2 separate regions of the Homo sapiens genome follow, and region 1 is linked to region 2. A link is a loop called in an ENCODE intact Hi-C map of the cell type or tissue named here. Cell type or tissue: gastrocnemius medialis. All regions are shown on one strand. Each heading gives the region's core, and the rest is flanking DNA. Links, peaks and the distances in the headings are about the cores only. Region 1 overlaps LOC101928354 (a long non-coding RNA gene). Region 2 has its middle 470 kb from the start of LINC01108.

Region 1 (9,532 bases), core at 2,225-7,224, 78 kb before region 2:
AAGTGTAACTTTACACAGGAAGTCCTGTGTTGTGGAAAGAGTGCAGGCTTCAGGGGCAGCCCCTGGGATCTAGACTGGCCATGAGTCTCTCTGGCCATCCATTGGTCTCCTCACCTGTAAAATGAGAAGGGTTTGAATTAACAGAGATTAGGGATCATTTCTGGTTCTGATTTTATGTGTTCTATTGCACTAAAATACTCCGGTATTTTCTTTTAGTATGAATTTCTTCAGAAAATGTACATTAATCAAAGATATTCATGACAATAACATTTGAATAGTTACTACCACCAGCTCTTACAAAGCACTTTTACCTGTTGACTCTTCATCCTCGCAGGAATCCTATTGCAGGGTACTATTGACAGATCCAGTCTACTGACGAGGGAGCGAACGCAGATGAGTAGACAACCACTCCATTCCCCCTTGCGCGTCTCAGAGGCATCTCCAATGGAAGAAGTCTGAAACTGAACTCCTGACTCCCCCTCCCCACCCCACCCCACCCAAACCTACTCCTCTCCTCATCTTCCCTACTCCATCAATGGCAACCCCGTTCTTCATAATATCCAGGCAGAAAGCTTTCAACCTTCTCCTGCCTCTGATTCATCTCAAGTCATGTCAATTTCGCCCTCAAAATATGTCCAGAACCTACTGTTTCTTTACCACCCCTGCGTGACCACTTGGGCCTAAGCCTCCATCGTGTGTTGCCTGGGCCATTGCGAGAGCCTTTGGAGTGGGCTCTCTGTTTCTACCCTTCCGTTTTCCATCACACATACACACATACACGCATGCACACGTACACACACGCACGCACACGCGCACACACATGCACACGCACACATGCACGCATGCACGCACACACATGCACGCACACATAGTATATTCTCTATACAGTAGCCAGAATCATCCTTTGTGATATGTGAGATTATGCCATTCCTCTGCTCAAAACTTTCAGTGGCTTCCCACCTCACTCAAGATAAAATTCAGTGATCTTACCCTTGCCTACAAGGTCCTCCAAGGTCTCCCCACACCCACCTGTTTGCTGTCCTCTCTCGCCCACCTCCCCACCCACGCCACCTCCCCAACCCTTCCGCCCCAGGCTCAGTCTCCCCTGCCACACCAGCCCCTTTACCCTTCTCAAACACAACAGGCCACTCCCTGTCTCAGTCCTGGCCTGGTCAGCCCTCCCCACAGATATGCAAATGGATTTTCATTCAGGTCTCTGCACCTCACCAAAAAGACTTTCCCTGACTACATAAAGCAGCACCTCTCCTATCTGTGTCCCCATAGCTTGGTTGATTTTTCTTCTTTGGATGCGTCTCTCCTGACACATTTTGTACCATGTTTCATTTATTGCCCTTTTCCTCCTAGACTTTGTTGCTTGTGCTCACTGTTGAATCCCCAATGCCTAGAACAGTACCTGGCATTTTAAAAGTCTCTCAATAAATATAGGTAGTCTTTGTTATCTGAATCCAATCCTTCTCTGAAATTCTACCACAAAGTGAACTTTTGGCGGCAAGAGCTTATATTCTATTACATCAAAGAAAAAAATAATAATGCATTCTCTATATCACCTATATTCTTAATCACCCATAAGACAATCCACTGTGGATTTCTGCATGATATGATACAAGGCATTTAAAACACTAATTACCTAATTATTTGACACTTAGTGAGCTCATTAGTGGGTGTGTTTGTATGTAATATGCTATAATACTGAAAGAATTACCTTTTCCTTCTACACTGAAAAAAGTCATGTATTGTAAAAAATAAAATGATTTCCTAAAGATATGTAATGAATGCAAATATAATTACCAAAATGAATAAACATTTTTAAACAATTATTTACTGAATGAAGAGTTACTTGTGTGCAAACTGGACATCACTGTTACTGTTAGGACAGTGGAGAGAGCTAAATCAAAGTGAGCTGGGGAAAAAGCAAATGAAACCATCAACACCCAAGGTTCATCCATTTCCAAATCGAGGAATGTCCAACTCATTCCTCGATAGTAGGCACCTCCTCTTCTTGGCATTCAGGATGCTGCAAGTGAATAGAGGTCTGTGAATCTTTGTCAAAATCTGTAAATGAGGCAATGAGGTTTTTTTTTTTTAAACAACACTCAAAATAGACATCTGTTCTAACTATGTGATTATATAATTTATTATCTACACAGAAATAATTTTGAATGTGAAAAAGAGAAAAATAAAATTGTATATATATATTTTTAGATCATAAATTTTTTATTATTATTATACTTTAAGTTCTGGGACACATGGGCAGAACGTTCAGGTTTGTTACATAGGTATACATGTGTCATGGTGGTTTGCTGCACCCATCAACCCATCATCTAGCTTTTAAGCCCTGCATGCATTAGGTATTTGTCCTAATGCTCTCCCTCCCCTTGCCCCCCACCCCCCAACAGGCCCCGGTGTGTGATGTTCCCCTCCCTGTGTCCATGTGTTCTCCATTGTTCAACTCCCATTTATGAGTGAGAATATGCAGTGTTTGGTTTTCTGTTCCTGTGTTAGTTTGCTGAGAATGATGGTTTCCAGCTTCATCCATGTCCCTGCAAAGGACATGAACTCAAAATTATATTTTTAAAGCATGCATTTATAGATTGACAAATTGGTTTTGTACAACAGTAGGTATATAAAATACTTATAGTCAAAAATTATCTTCAAAGGGAAAATCATTTCTAAAAATAAAAAAATCAATGTACATTAAAGTACAGGTTTTTTTAAGTTATAGGTTGATTTGCTTAAACATAAAAATAATATAAACAGGAGGCAAAAGAAAATGCATGAAATAACTGAAGCAGTGTACTATTTTGGTTCATAATTATCATAATCAGTTTTGAAGTCATATCTATATTTGATATCATGTCACTGGTATCTTTCTTCTTTTTTTTTTTCAGACGGAGTTTCACTCTTGTCACCCACGCTGGAGTGGAGTGGCGTAATCTCCGCTCACTGCAACCTCTGCCTCCTGTATTTAAGCCATTCTCCTGCCTCAGCCTCCTGAGTAGCTGGGATTACAGATGCGCGCCACCACGCCCAGCTAATTTTTATTATTTTTTTAGTAGAGATGGAGTTTCACCATGTTGGCCAGGCTGGTCTCGAACTCCTGACCTCAGATGATCCACCCGCCTCGGCCTCCCGAAGTGCTGGGATTCCAGGCATGAGCCACTACTCCTGGGCCCATCACTGGTATCTTTCTAAAGAAAGCATTTGTGATATATGTATTTTTAATTTTTTCGTAAAATTACTTGCAGTCTTTTTCAAAGTTGAACTTTATAGTTTGTAAATCTGAAATTACTGATACTGTCAACTGACTCTTCTCAGATGACCATAGTATTTTTAATAAAGAAAATACTCTTTCTACAAGTGCTGCAGCACCTTGTAAGCTAAGAATTAATTCTGGTCAACAGAAGACATTCCCAGTTCTATTTCTTTTTTCTTCCTGAAGTATGTTAATATTTCAGTTCAAATCTTTTCACGGGTACCATCTTTTTATCTCCATACAGAGAAACTTTCACAAAGATTTTACAAGGCAAAACTCATCAAACAAGTTGTTTCTATTTAGGATTTTTTTAAATGTTTTGCCAAATTTAGATGCTTAAAAATCATAGACCTCTGAATTTTATTCCATTCCAGTATAGAACATAAATTTATCCAATTAAATATAAAAGTTCCATCAAAATATCCTTCCCATAAATCAAGATATTTCAAAGCATAACTGTTTAATCTCAAATGTAACTTATTTAAGTTGTTTATCCTTTGGCTTTGTAGGTCGAAGGTTAGTTTTCAATAATTACATTTTCCTAAAAGCTTCAAGAGCTGAAGTCTTTTGGCTCACCATTCCTTGACTACTTGATGAAAAATTACCAACCAGTTTTGAACAAAAAGCAAGCACAATTTAGAGGCCTCGTTTTTTTTTTTAAAAAAAAAGTAAAAGGTCACTGTATATTGCAGTATGCTTGAGCTGATTTACAAATAATCCTTCAAAGGTTCAAACATTTCTAAAATCTAAGAACATGCAGGAGGGAAGAAAAAAAGCACATGCCACCAGGCTGCAGCGTTTTTTTAATTCAACATCGTCTCTATCACAAATATTTTGTAGTTCAGTTTCTCTGTGTATAAATAAAAATACTTATAATGTTTGTCAACTATAGCTTCTATTTTGCTGGTAGACTATCACAGCTTGTTTGGATGCAATTATGAACCCTGAACGCACTACATCTAATTCCAAATATATTTCTGTTCCATAGATTTCTTAATTTAGTAATAACACTATTTTTCCCATGATTCTGTACTCCATGAAAATCTATATTTATAGTACCTCCTCCATCTTAATTGTTGAATGTTTTAAGTGAAGTTATAAATTACAGTATGAGAGGCTATATCTTTGACAGGATGAACTTTCAAAAGCTTTCCTTTGAGTCCTTGGGCTCAAAAAAAAAATCAAACCATTATTTAAATTAACTGATTTTCTCTACAAGAAATGGATCTAAATCTGCATCGTTTAACTGTTTATAAAAATCTTCTTCTACTGATAGAGCCATTCCGTTAGTAGCTATCACTTTTCTTTCCCAATGCTCACAAGAAAAAGTGAAATTAAAATTAAGCAAAATTAATTTAGAAGAAAAAAATCACTACCTAAAAAGTCATACTACCCAGAGTGATATATAAACATAATTGCTTAAATTATCAGCTCGGTCATAATCTTCCTAAAATAGCTATTAGTTTTTGAAATAGCTTTTCCATAACAATTTGTCTTCTGGGTGTACCTGTGGTCAGTGATATGACTACAGCCACTGAGTGTATGGCAAATGTTGACAAGCATTTCTGCAAGTTGTACATCATCATCAACATTCTTTAGAAAAGATTATTTCATACTTAATTTTTTATGAAACATGCACTTTTTTGTTGTTGCTGTTGTTGAGACAGAGTCTCGCTCTGTCGCCAGGCTGGAGTGCAGTGGCGCGATCTTGGCTCACTGGAATCTCCGCCTCCAGGGTTCAAGCGGTTCTCCTGCCTCAGCCTCCCGCATAGCTGGGACTATAGGCACCCACCACCATGCCCGGCTAATTTTTGTATTTTTAGTAGATACGTGATTTCACCATATTGGCCAGGCTGGTCTCGAACTCCTGACCTTGTGATCCGCCTGCCTCGGCCTCCCGAAGTACTGAGATTATAGGCATGAGCCACCGTGCCCAGCCCTAAACATGCACTTTTTTTTTTTTTTTTTTTTAGCTCAATGCTGCTGAAAGGGATTTGGCTTTGCACAAAGCAAAATTAGAAAAAAAACAAAACAAAACAGTATTATCACAATAAGGTAAATACATAGGTTATAGATGTATAATATATATTAGATGACAAACTACTGACGTAGTAACTGCAAGAGCATTCAGACCATTCTGTCTGCGCTCCACAGTGGAACTTTTGGCCTCTATTTCTCATGCATGTTTCACATACACCAAACCTAAGACATCTCATATTTCCCTGTGTCAGCAATGACTCCATGTCCTGGTGGCTCTACCATCTCTGACAGGCAGAGGCTCGGGCCATGGACAGCGGAGCCAGCAGGGGCAGCACCAATAACTTAGACCAGAAGGAGTTCATTGTCCCCGGCCACTGGGTTCTGAGTGAAACAGACTCTCCCTCAGAGCCCTCTCCTGAAATCTCCTCATCGTGTGATCTTGGACATGTTACTTAACCTTAACATGCCTCAGTTTCTTCATTTGGAAAACAAGTATGATATTATTCGTCCTTAAAAAGGCATGAAGTGGTGATACATGCTACCCCATGAAGAAACCTCAAAAACATGAGGTTTAGCTAAGTGAAAGAAGCCAGACGCAAAAGGTAACATATGATATGCTTTCATTTCTATGACATGTCCAGAGTAGGCAAATCCACAGAAATGGGAAGCAGATTGTGGTTTGTGGTTACCAGGGCTAAGGGAGAGGAGAATGAGGAGTCAACTGCTTAATGGGTGTTGTAGGTTGAATTGCGCTCCCCCGAAAAGCTACGTTGAAATTTTAATCATTAAGTACCTCAGAATGTGACATTATTTGGAAATAGGGTTTTATGGAGGTAATCAAGTTAAAATGAGGTCACTAGTATGGTCCCTAATCTAATATGAATGGTGTCCTTGTAAAAAGGGGAAATTAGGACAGAGAAAGATGAACAGAGGCAGAGGGAAGACAAGGTGCAGACACACAGACAGAACACTATTGGGAGATGGAGGCAGAGACTGGACTGATGCCGCGGGAAGCCAGGGATCACCATGATTGCTGTTCACACCAGAAGCCAGGAAGAGGTGAGGAAAGATTCTACTCAGAGTCTCAGGGAGCATGGCCCTACAGACACCTTGGTTCCAGACTTCCAGCCTGTAGAACTGTGAGACAATACGTTTCCACTGTTTTAAGCCACTAACACAACAAATACAGGGTTTCCTTGTGGGGGTGATGAAAATGTTCTGGAACCTCATAGAAGTAGTGGTTGAACAATGTTATGAATGTATTAGATGTTGTTGAATTTTTCATGTAAAAAGGGTTAATTTTATGTTAAGTGGATTTCAACTCAGTAAACTCACACATGTGCACACACACATATATCATCTAGTGTGGTAGTGTGGTGTTGTAAGTATTCAATGAGTCAACTCATAGGAATTTAGAACAGTCCCTGAGATACAGTAATCCCTCAATAAGTGTTAGTTAGTATTACTATTTTCAAGAGTCTCTCTCCAAACTTCCCACCTCTAGCCATCAAATAATCAGATAGCAGCAACTAATTCCCTCACCTGTTTTCCTTTTATGCAGAGTATTTTAGCTCTCTCCTGCCAGACCACGCCATGTATATTAGGGTTCTCATAGAAGAACAGAACTAATAGGATACACACACACACACACACACACACACACACACACACACACACATATATATAAAGGGGAGGTTATTAAGTATTAATTTACAGGATCACAAGGCCCCACAATAGGCTGTCTGCAAGCCCTGAGGAGCGACAAGAGCCAGTCCAAGTCCCAAATCTGAAGAACTTGGAGTCTGATGTTCAAGAACTTGGAGTCTGATCCAGCACGGGAGAAAGATGTAGGCTGGGAGGCTGGGCCCATCACATCTCTTCATGTTTTTCTGCCTGCTTTACATTTGCTGGCAGTTGATTAGATGGTACCCACCCGATTAAGGGTGGGTCTGCCTTCCCCAGCCCACTGACTCAAATGTTACCCTCCTTTGGCAACACCCTCACAGGCATACCCAGGATCAATATTGCATCCTTTAATCCAATCAAGTTGACACTCAATATTAACCATCACACCAGGTGAGTACTAAGTCTGACATGTCTTCTCTTCACATCAACTGGCCCATCAAGTCACTTTCCCAAGAGTTTCACAGCCGCAAGATGAATTATACCCCGCTCACAGCCCAACCTTCTCCACCAGGTATTCAGAAACTAGCTTTGGCCAAATTTATAAAAATGGCAATAATTTCATCCCAACCCACTAGAGTCCGTGTGTGAAAATGAACCCATTTCACTACTACCAAATGACAAGCACTTTCAGTCATCCTCCTGCCACTAACAGGTCATTCTCTAGGCTGTGATGGCAAAGCCAGCAAGGCCAGTTGCCCACGTGGAAATCAGACCCACAAGGGCACTGGGTTCCAACCAAGTGGGTTTACTGTCCTCTACTTGGTTCATTACATGAGGAAAAAGCCCAAGTGGGTGGACTGTTGATCTGTTAAAATGGTTTAAGACCCAGAAGAACTAAGAATCAAGACCTTGATTCTAGAGAATTAAAAAACACAGAAAAATCACTTGAGAACTTGAATGTCTTCTTGCTCCTCACCCCACTCTTGAGAATTACAGAAGAGAAAGACAGAGAGCTTTGCTAAGTGTTGAGAAACCAGCTTTGGAGAGATCTGGTACTTTGTACAAGTGGGAATGATCATAGGAGGAAAGGAAAGGAAGAAATTGTACAAGGACACCAGAGCAATGAAAAGAAAAACTCGAGGAGACATGTTAGACCATAGTAGCTGATTTGAATCAAGCAAGACATAGATTTGGGGCAGGCGTTTCTGAAAACACATGCCTCAAATTGTATTTCACAAAATTGCTGTTAATGCCCTACAACTTGTAACATGCTGCACCTTCAGGAAGACCCTTTTGTATTATTAATATTTTATTGTTTTTATAGTAGGCACCATAGGAGTGAGTATGTGGGAGTGAAACTGTACGGGCAAGCTCTTTACCAGGCATCCAGGTGGCAGCTCAAAGCACTAGTTTGAATGATTCCATTACAAGTTAGATGCATATTTATGCCTCAGATGCTTTCTCCTTCATAAATATTTTCTCTGGTGTCTCCATGTTCTTCCCTATCCATTTAGGGATCAGTTAACCCTATAATCAAACACTACTGCTCAAGCCATGGAAACAGACAGTGTTTCCCAAACAACAGTAAAAGGAAGAGAAATCCATCCAACATGCTATTCTTATCACAATATTAACAGGTTCCTGAGGAAAGACTTTTCCCTCACTTTGATCTGCTGAGATTACCAGAAAAATAGAGGCTACACTTAGAAAGAAAAAAAGAATCCTTACTATAGGATAGGCCAAGTGAGAAATTTTATGAGTCAAACAAGTAAGGACGATGATAGAAAAAAAAATGATGAAAATAATTGCAGCCAACATTTATGGAGCACACAGGCCAGGCCTTGCGCTGAGTGGTCTATGTGATTTATCTCACATAATCTTTCCAGCCACCCTGTAGGGTAAATGTCATTATCCCCATTTCACAGATGAACTAACTGAAACTCAGAAAACACTGCCAAGTTCCTAAGCTATTAACTGGAGCCAGCCCTCCGATTTAGGTTTATCTGATTCTAAAGTCCATGGTGCTAATTACAATGCTCCTTGCCAAAATGAAAGTTTTCACATGCCCAAGGAAAATGCTACCAATCCCCTCCCAGAGGATTCTTGCTCTTTTTGTCGAAAGATGCAATTTTTACTGCAAACAATCTGTAGCTCATATTGCTGGCATCCCAGCATGGCCAGGTCTGCTGCTCTGGAAGCAAGAGGTCATTTTCTTCTTCCTAACCAAAGTAAGCAAAGCACACTTGGTCTTTGGGCTTAAAAAAAAAAAAAAAAAAAAAAAAGCCAAGAGACATAAACAGGTGAATATAGTTGTTGCAAAGACAAATAATAAAAATGAAGCCCCTGAATGTATTGGAAGGGAAAAATGAGTGCCCTGCAGTCAAGACATAATTGCTAGAGAGCTAAAGAGAAGAAAAAGAAGGGAGAGAAAAGCCAAAAAAACAATTCAAAGCACAAAATAAAGGCAGAGAAAAGTAAATGCTTTTCTTGGATAATTAAAACCAGGGTCTTACAAGATATGAAGTTAGATACTCGGTGAATTATATATTTCTAATTCCTCTCCCTAAGTGCCACAGGCTAGAGACAGCCTCCCAGGTATTAATGAAAAGGCCACAGCATGGTGCCCTAAATTCACTGCGGTGTGCCTAACCT
Region 2 (9,532 bases), core at 2,865-7,864:
ACCATTCTACTCTCTGCTTCTATGAGTTCAGCTTTCTGAGATTCCACCCATAAGTGAGATCACACAGTATTTGTCTTTCTCTGCCTGGCTTGTTTCACTTAGCATAATCTCCTCCGGGTCCATTTATTTGTTGCCAATAACAGGATTTCCTTCTTTTTTAATGGCTGAATAATATTCCATTTTATATATGTAAAGCATTTCATTATATGTAGATATCATGGAATATTCTTTATGTGACATATATATGCATATACATACATATCGCATTTTCCTTATCCATTCATTCATGGATGGACGTTTGAGTTGTTTCCATATCTCAGCTAGCGTGAACAGTGCTGCAGTGAACCTGGGGGTGCAGAGATCTCCCTAACATACTAATTTCATTTATTTTAGCTGTATACCGAGATGCAGGATTGCTGGATCATAGGGTAGTCCTATTTTTAATTTTTTGAGGAAATTTCACACTGTTTTCCATAATGACTGTGCTAGAGAGTGGGGTGAGTTTTCATTTTAATAATCGTGTAGTAATACAAATGTGTATTAGGAAAAATATATACTTGACAAACTTATGATTTCATTGTCATTATATATACTGACATAAATTTTCCCTTTTAATTAATTATTTATTGAAGACATGGTCTTACTCTGTCCCCCAGGCTGAGTGCAGTGCTATGATCACAGCTCACTGTGGCCTTGAACTCTTGGGCTCAAGCGATCCTCTCACCTCAGCCTCTCAAGTAGTTCGAACTGCAAGGGTGTGCCACCATGCCTGGCTAATTTTTTTTTTTTTTTTTTTTTTTTTTTTTTTTTTAGAGACAGGGGTCTCACTATGTTGCCCAGGCTGGTTTTGAACTCCTGAACTCAAGAAAATCCTCTCACTTTGGCCTCCCAAAGTGCTGGGATTACAGGCATGAGCCACTGTGCCCAGTCAAATTTTCCCTTTTTAAATAAACCAACTTAATTTTTAAAGTGAGTTAACACAATATTAAGCAAACAACAGTGAATTAGTCCTCACATATACTGCAGACTGTGAATTTGGTGGTGAGTGACGTTTCGGAAACCCATATGAGGGAGAGGTGGCAGGGAGGTGAAGAGGGGCTGCCCCGAGGACAGGGCCCTGCGGGGAGAGTTGAAATAACAAAACTAAGACAGAGAAAGTCGACTCAGAAAGTTCCTCCATGAGCTCTCACATATATTGGATTCTTCCTTCATCACCAGTCCCCTGTGGTGTAACGTATTCTCGTCGAATTTTCTATAGAATAATTGAGGCCCTCACGAGGTTAACTAAAACACTAAGGTCACCCAGCAAGTTAGCAGCGCAAAGAGAATTAACAAAACGGCCGCCCTCGCCCAGTTGAGAACATCGGCATCTCTCACCTCCGAAGTTCCGAGGGTGCCGCAAGATGGAAAATGAAACTTTCTGTAAAGCAAACTGAGTAAAATAGAGGACTTCGGAGGAAAAAATAAGGGCTGCGGCTGGCTTGGAAAACATTACATTGTTTTCATTACCGTATGTACTTTGAGATGACCCAATTTGAAGGTGCTTGAAGAAGCTTGCTGAATATATGTTCTGTCTCTTTTCCTCTTTCCAAATAAGGCTACATTCACAGGTGCTTGCGACTTCAGCAACTTGTGACGGGGCAGACACAGTTCAACCCATAATACACAATACAGAATGTGGATTTTATTCTAAATGTAATCTCTTGGAGAATTTTAAGCAGGTGAATGATATGATCTGATTTCTGCTTTTTAAAGGTCACTCAGGGCCGGGCGCAGTGGCTCACGCCTGTAATCCCAGCACTTTGGGAGGCTGAGGTGGGCAGATCACGAGGTCAGGAGATCGAGACCAGCCTGGCCAACATGGTGAAACCCCGTCTCTACTGAAAATACAAAAAACAATTAGCCAGGCGTGGTGGCCTGTGGTCTCAGCTACTCGGGAGGCTGAGGCAGGAGAATGGCGTGAACCCGGGAGGCGAGCTTGCAGTGAGCCGAGATCGCACCACTGCTCTCCAGCCTGGGCGACAGAGCAAGACTCTGTCTCAAAAAAAAAAAAAACAAGGTCACTCAGGTTGCTGTGTGGAGAATGGATTATTAGGGCCAAAACCAGAGGCAGGGACACCAGTTAGTCCAAAAATTCAGGCAGGAGATGCTGGTGGCTTGGAAGAAGGTGTTCTGGTAACTGTAACCGGGTATATGCAGCACTTAGGCAGGTGGGGCCTCTCAAAGAATTGAACCAGGAAATGAGCTAACACTCAATCCAGAGAACTCCTAGTCCCTAAAAAGCCAGGTTGGCCACACTGGAGAGTCCACATCCTATCTAACACAATGTCCGGCTCTTGCAAAGACAAGAAAGGGCGTTCCATAAAAGATGAATGAGTCCTTCTCAACATCAACTTTGTAGCTGAGTTTTCCACCTGGCCCCCAATTATCCAGATAACTTATTAAAAGAAAACTTGTCATCCATGAGTTTCTCTACACCAAGGGAAGATGGTTCCGTTTCCCAGTCTCCACCATCGTAGGGATAATGAGCTCCATAAGCCTATCCCTGTTGTATGAGGAGAAGGAGAGGGTACTCGACCCAGAGCTCTTCCAGGAATCCTTACACTGGCTGCATTCTCAGTCTGGGAAGGCCAATTGTGTTCAATCCATTGCCCTGACTAGTGCTTCCTCAGCCCTGCCACCACGATTCACCAATTCCTTCTTTGTCCCTGCCCTGCCTCTTGCCCCATCTCTTTCCTTCCTCTGTCCCTGACCCCCAAGGCTCTCCTAGGCTTCCAGCTTCAGAGCTCATGATTCACTCACTCACTCAGCATTTACATGAGAGCACCTACTGTGTGCCAGGCTCTGCTCTAGATCCTGGGCATCCGGGCACCATGCTTGCTCTCATGAAGCTTACATTCTAGTCAGAAGAGACAAGCAAATAGAAGAATCAGTTTGGCCAGGTACAGTGGCTCAGGCCTGTAATCCTAGCACTTTGGGAGGCCAAGGCGGATGGATCACCTGAGGTCAGGAGTTTGAGACCAGCCTGGCCAATGTGGCAAAACCCCATCTTTACTAAAAATACAAAAATTACCTGGGCGTAGTGGTGGGCGCCTATAATCCCAGCTACTTGGGAGGCTGAGGCAGGAGAATTTCTCGAACCCAGGGGGCGGAGGTGGCAGTGAGCCAAGATCACACCACTTCTCTCCAGCCTGGGTGAAAGAGCAAAACTCCGTCTCAAAAACAAAACAAAAGAAGAATCGATTTAAAAACATCAAATAGTGATAGTGCTCTCTATGCAGGAGTATTTAAAAACAAAACAAAACACTAATGTGAAAGAAAGTGAACAAGTGAGTACTTTACAGTCTGAGAAAGCCTCTCTGAGAAGATCATGTTTGTCAGGCTATCTAAACCATGTGAAGAGTAAGTGAACAGCAGTCCAGGTAGATGAATAGCTCGTGCAAAGGCCCTGGGGTAGGGTGAAAGGGAAGGTTCACAGAGCTGAGTGAAGGCCAGTGTGCAGTAATTCTCAATGGGGCTTCAGTGACAATATGATGTGTGACTGTTCCATGCACTTGGGGATTTGTAGCATCCCTGGCCTCCCTCCCACTAAATGCTGGTCAAGCCCCTAGTCCTAACTACTGAAAACTAGACACACACACTTTTTCCAGTGGCATTTGGGCAGCTGTAGTGCTGCCCTAGTCAAGAAGCACAGCAGGCAGGAATGAGCACAGTTTAAGGGGGACAAAGAGGAAGGTGGGCCTGCATCACACCAGCCTTTGTAGGCAGTTGTATTATTTTCCTAGGACTACTGTAATGAAGTACCACAAATTGGGTGGCTGAGATAACACAACTTTATTAACTCACCATTCTGCAGACTGGAAGTCTAAAATCAAGGTGTCAGCATTTCTAGTTCCTTCTGAGGTCTGCAAGGGAGGATCTGTCCCATGCCTTTCTTCTAACTTCTCGTGGGCTCAAGCATTTTGCTTTGTAGACACTGTGCTCCCTGTGCCTTCACATTGTCTTCCCTCTGTACATGTCTGTCTCTGGGTCTAAATTGCCTTTTTCATAAGGGCATCAGTCATATTGGTTTAGGGCCCACCTACCAACCCCATCTTACCTTAATCATCTGCAAAGAACCTATTTCCAAATAAGGTTACATTCACAGGTACTTGGGACTTCAGCATCTTTTGGGCGAGACACAGTTCAACCCATAATACAGGATATGGGATTTGGATTTTATTCTAAATGTAATCTCTTGGAGAATTTTAAGGAGGTGAGTGACATGATCTGATTTCTGTTTTTAAAAGGTCGCTCAGGTTGCCGTGTGGAGAATGGATTATTGGCGGCAAGACCAGAAGCAGGGATACCAGTGAATGCAAAAATTCAGGCAGGAGATGCTGGTGGCTTGGAAGAAGGTGTCCTGGTAACTGTGGTCAGGTATGTTCAGCACTTAGGCAGGTGGGGCCTCTCAAAGAACTGAACTAAGAAGTAGGCTAACACATCCAATGCTCTGCTAGGGAAAGCTGTCTGGGGACAGCCCACCCAAGTACAAACTGTGGGACCTGAAGGCAGGCAGCCTTCAAGTAGAGACCAGAAGATGACCTAGACAAGTTTCTGAGTGCAGAGGACAGAATTAGGAGATCTTCCAAGTGCCCTTCCAACTGCAGGGGTATATAGTGCTAACAATATCCACACTGTAAGTCAAGACAAGAATCTGCCTCTGCCATGTTGGGCAACTCAGGCCGAGCATTTACATGAGAGGGCAATGGCCTCGTTACCTCACTCTTGCTCCATCCCTCTCTCCAGCTGACAATGGCATACACCAGGGCCACACACTGCCACTTCCTTTTCAGAGCTGTACCAATACACATCCCTTCCAATCAATTAATATTTCCATCTCAGTGAACAAGAACAAGTTAACACGCTGACAGTGTGGGCTACCTTCCAGGGTTTGTCTGCTGACAGATTAAAAAGTATGTCAACATGGCTTGATATTAACAAATATTGCAAAGCAGGAGCCTTTGTTTGTTTTGTTTTGTTTTGTTTTCCTAGTTTATTGGTAGTGCTGGCGAACCCACGCCTGCATTCATCCAAAGGTAGACCGACCAGGTGATGTCAGCCCAGCCAAGACCTCAGTATGTGAAAGTGCTGGTGAACTGCAGCAGCCAGTCAGTTGCTCACTCCTGCTGGGTGAATCAGCCAGGAGAAGAGCAGCCAGCGAGTAGGTGTGCAGCTTCTTTATTATGCAATTGGAGGGGATGACATGGTTGTCATAAGATGCACTTTTAAGTGGCTGAGTTTTCAATATCGAAGGTGAAAGCAATAGAAGATTTTTGCAACTTTTAAAGAAAAGGTTTTTTTTTTTAATGGTGTCTTTTAATTTTTTAAATAAAGCACTAAATGAACCTTTTCTCACTCTCCATCCTCTCTGGCTGCCTGCTCACAAATAGTGATTAAGGGCTGTCTGACATCCAAGGTCACTGGACTGGCAGGGATACAGAGCCCCTCTAGAAGAGGGTTTGCCAACTATGGCCCACCGCTCCATTCCAGCCCACCATCTGCTTCTGTGCACCCCATGAGCAAAGCCTGGCTTTCACATTTTTAAATGGTTAAAAAAAATCAAAAAAGCCATATGTCATAACACACGACTCACATTTCATCACACATGAAAATTAAAATTACGGGAAATTCAAGTTTCAACATCCATAAAGAAAGGTGTATTGAAACATGGCCATGCTCATTTGTTTACATATTATCTATGACCGCTTTCATGAAATAACAGCAAGGTTGAACAGTTTTCAGAGACTGTGTGGCCTATAAAGTCTAAAATGTTGACTGATTCTTTAGAGGAAAAAGTTTGATGACTCCTACTATAGAGTTTGAGGAAGAAGCATACTGGATCCTGTTATTTGGTCTCTATGCATTTTCTTTTTTCTTTTTTCTTTTTTTTTTTTTTTTTTTTTGAGACGGAGTCTTGCTCTGTCACCCAGGCTGGAGTGTAGTGGTGCGATCTCAGCTCACTGCAACCTTCACCTCCCGGATTCAAGCAATTCTCCCTGCCTTAGCCTCCCGAGTAGCTGGGATTACAGGCGTGCACCACAACACCCAGCTCATTTTTATGTATTTAATTGAGAGGGGGTTTTGCCATGTTGGCCAGGCTGGTCTCAAACTCCTGACCTCAGGTGATCCACCTGCCTTGGCCTCCCAAAGTGTTGGGATTACAGACGTGAGCCACTGCATCTGGCCTCTAGGCATTTTCAATTACTCTCCTAACTGTTTTAGATTACTTTTATTCATTTAAAAATCTACATTAAGCTCCTAACTAGGCAGGCAACATGCTGGGTCCTGGAGGTACAACTGAGAACAATGAGGGACAGTCCCTGTTCTCAGAGCTGAAAGTCCAGTAGAAGAGCAGGTGTTCATCACACCATGCAAATGCAGTCTACCAAAAAACAATAACCTTGGCAAGTGTTCAGACGGGAGGTCCATAGAGCTATAAAAGCACAACATAGGTGAATTGACCTCCTGTTCTGGGATATCAAGGAAGATATGCCAAAGTGTAGATTAATGATTGATCTGGAATTTGTAGGAAACGTTGAAGCTAGGAAGGGAAGAGGGAAGACAAGGAGTATTTCAATTTCTTGACCATATCCTTCTTACTTTCTTCCAGTCCTTACTGTACTGGGATGGGGTGAAGCACAGAAAAGGAAGGGAACAAGCATGATGAGGCAAAGGTGGAGGGTTAGGTAGGATCCAAGCTATGCAGATAAGAATGGTGGGAAGTTGTGCAAGATGTTCTCAGCAGCACTATGCCATTAGCAAAACTCTGGAAGCAACCAAAAGACCAGAGGAGAATCGATAAATAAAAACTGTTGTATTCACACAATGGAATATTAAAAAGCAGCGAAAGCAAATCCACTACAACCACATGCAACAACATGGGTGAGTCTTAGCAACACGTTATGAAATAAACAAAGCAGGTCCCAGTAGATAACACATAATACGACAAACTTTTCAAAAATTTAAAGGTAACTAAAATTTAACAAGACATATTTTAGGAATATACTACTGTAATAAAACCATGTTTCAATAAAGCAAAGAAATAGTCAAGTACAAGGCTTAGAGTTGTGAGTTGACAGTGTTAGGGGTTGGGGAGAAGCACTCAGGTAGATAAATGTTGTGAATGTTCCATTTTTTGTGGGCAATAGATTCATAGGTATTTATTATACTAAAAATTCGAGGCCAGGCATGGTGGCTCACACTTGTATTATAATATCAGCATTTTAGGAGGCTAGGGCAAGAGCACTGCTTGAGCCCAGGCTTCAGTGAGCTAGGACTGCACCACTACACTCCACCTTGGGCGTCAGAGCAAAACCCTGTCTCAAGAAAAAAACAAAAAATCAAAATAGCCATGAGCCTGATGTAACTATTACACATTGTATGCCGGTATCAAAATATCTCATGTATCTCATAAATATACAAACCTACTAGGTACTCACAAAAGTTAAAAATTTAAAAAAAAATGAAAACAAAACAAAATGGCCGTGAGATGTCATGGCAATTTATAACAGAGGGTGGCATGTTCAACATGCTCATTTGCAGTTCAACATAATCTCTCTGGCTGAATTCTGGAGAATTCTTTGGAATGGGGCAAGAGTGGAAGCAGGTAGCCCCGTGAAGAGGCTACTGTCAATGTACAGCCAGAGATGAGGGAGGCTTAGACTTGGGGAAGGTGGCAGAGGCAGAGAGAATCGTACCTTTGCTCAGACTGACTTGCTATCCATGCTTACATTTAGGGCATCGGTATTAAAGAAACATCAACTCAACACTCTATTAAGTAGATGCTAGGAAATAAAATGAATCAGGTGGGAGCTAAATGATGAGAACTTATGAACACAAAGAAGGGAACAGCAGACACTGGGGCCTACTGGAGGGGGGAAGGTGGGAGGAGGGAGAGGAGCAGAGAAGGTAACTATTGGGTACTGGGCTTAATACCTGGATGATGAAATAATAGGTACAACAAACCCCCATGACACGTGTTTACCTATGTAACAAACCTTTACGTGTGCCCCCGAACATAAAATAAAAATTAAACTGTAAAAAAAAAAGGAAATTAATCAGGACAGTGCCTTTGACAATAGATTTCCAAGTCATCCCATTAGAAAAGGTGTTATCAGGTGAATCAACATAGACTCCATCTGAATGATGATTTGGAGATAATCTGAGCATTATCATCCAGGGTAGCTAGCATAAGAGAGCTCCAGAAAATCCTCTTATCTCCTAGAAAAGTAAGAGAAAAATCACAACAAAACTATAACTGGACAATGTCACCCCCATCCTCCCAGGGAGGTTTTCTCCCCTCACTTTTATTGTACCTGTCTTCTACCTCCACAAATGTACCTGTCTCCTACCTCCACAATTTACTACTTCTCTGAAGTAACAATTCTGGGAAACTGATTTCCCAACCATCATGTTTAGTTTGGCCAACTGCTCACTCGTGACTGCAATTTTAGGTACAAGGGTCAAGGCTAAAGTCCAGCAAAGACGAGTGATGATTCTGCGACCCATTCTCACAGGAAGGCTTGGAGTCATTCATGGGTGGCCGCCGTCTTCTCTTCACTAGGCAGCTGGTGGTACATCAGAAGGCAACTCGTTGTAGGCCTTCCAGGTTCGGGCTGCTTGGTCTCTCACCAGTTCTCTACTATGAGGCTGCCCAGTGAAGTGAAGCTTAGGATTCGGGGCTGTTATCTTAGCTCCACCCTTACTAGCTAAGGGACCTCGGGGCGGGGTGGGGTGGGCCATGGACCTGTGAATCTGTGACAACACAGATGTAGGCACTCTGCAAATGTTAGTCACCATCCCCAGGAAGCAATCTCAAAACACCCCTCCTCCCTGCCATAGATGCTGCTGGGTTTCTCTGCATCATTATCAAATGGTCCAGTATAACTTCAACTTCTCTCCAACCAGCCTGATTTTCCCCACAGACACAGGACAGAAGAACAAGGAGCAGGAGCTGGCTGATGCTGTTCTTGGTGGTCATAGATCTTTTTGTCCACCCTCGTGGACAGGCTTTATCCTCTGCAGTGCCCAGAGGCTTCTTTCTTTCATTTTCGGCTCTTTTCTTTTTTTAAATCCAGTCGCTTGTTGGTTATCATACTTGCAAAGCAAACAATTGGGGGGTGGAGGGGAAGAAGAAAAAACGTAATGGGCCAACCACACTTTCCTCCATCACACCCCATCTCCTGAGCCAACAGGTCTACTTGTCTTCTTCCAGTTCCCTTCCCCAAGAAATAACAATGCATGACATTATTTACAAAATGAGTTTCACAGTTCCAAGTTTTGAAGCCTTTCAACTGAGTTTTCCGACTCTGGGGATATTAGATAAGAATCTGCTGTCAAATGATATGAATAATAATAATGATAATCTTTTACAAGGGCTGTGAAACCCCTAAAGAACAACAGATTTTGAATTCTGAGAAATCCAGAGGGTGGCTCTCTCAGACAGCCTCACACAGGGGAGCTCCGATGGCACTGGGGGTCGGGGCGGAGG

What was found. Hi-C counts contacts between places; a loop is a spot of excess contacts. Peaks named below come from ENCODE experiments on the same cell type or tissue, not always from the same donor. Only the 100,000 strongest peaks of a DNase experiment are listed, where the experiment ranks them.
Region 1: it touches region 2 in a loop (9-fold over the local background); 1 of 110 quality-filtered maps calls a loop at or near these places.

Annotation. Positions count from the first base shown.
Region 1 is chr6:14,676,363-14,685,894 of GRCh38, forward strand. All of the region lies in intron 1 of LOC101928354 (a long non-coding RNA gene), which reads right to left. Among named protein-coding and RNA genes, the nearest start is that of LINC01108, 400 kb to the left of the region's middle. RefSeq lists an enhancer at 284-819. In gastrocnemius medialis, for the core only: no CTCF peak of the experiment used is centred there; no DNase peak of the experiment used is centred there.
Region 2 is chr6:14,753,748-14,763,279 of GRCh38, forward strand. No RefSeq gene overlaps it. Among named protein-coding and RNA genes, the nearest start is that of LINC01108, 470 kb to the left of the region's middle. In gastrocnemius medialis, for the core only: no CTCF peak of the experiment used is centred there; a DNase peak (open chromatin) is centred at 4,774.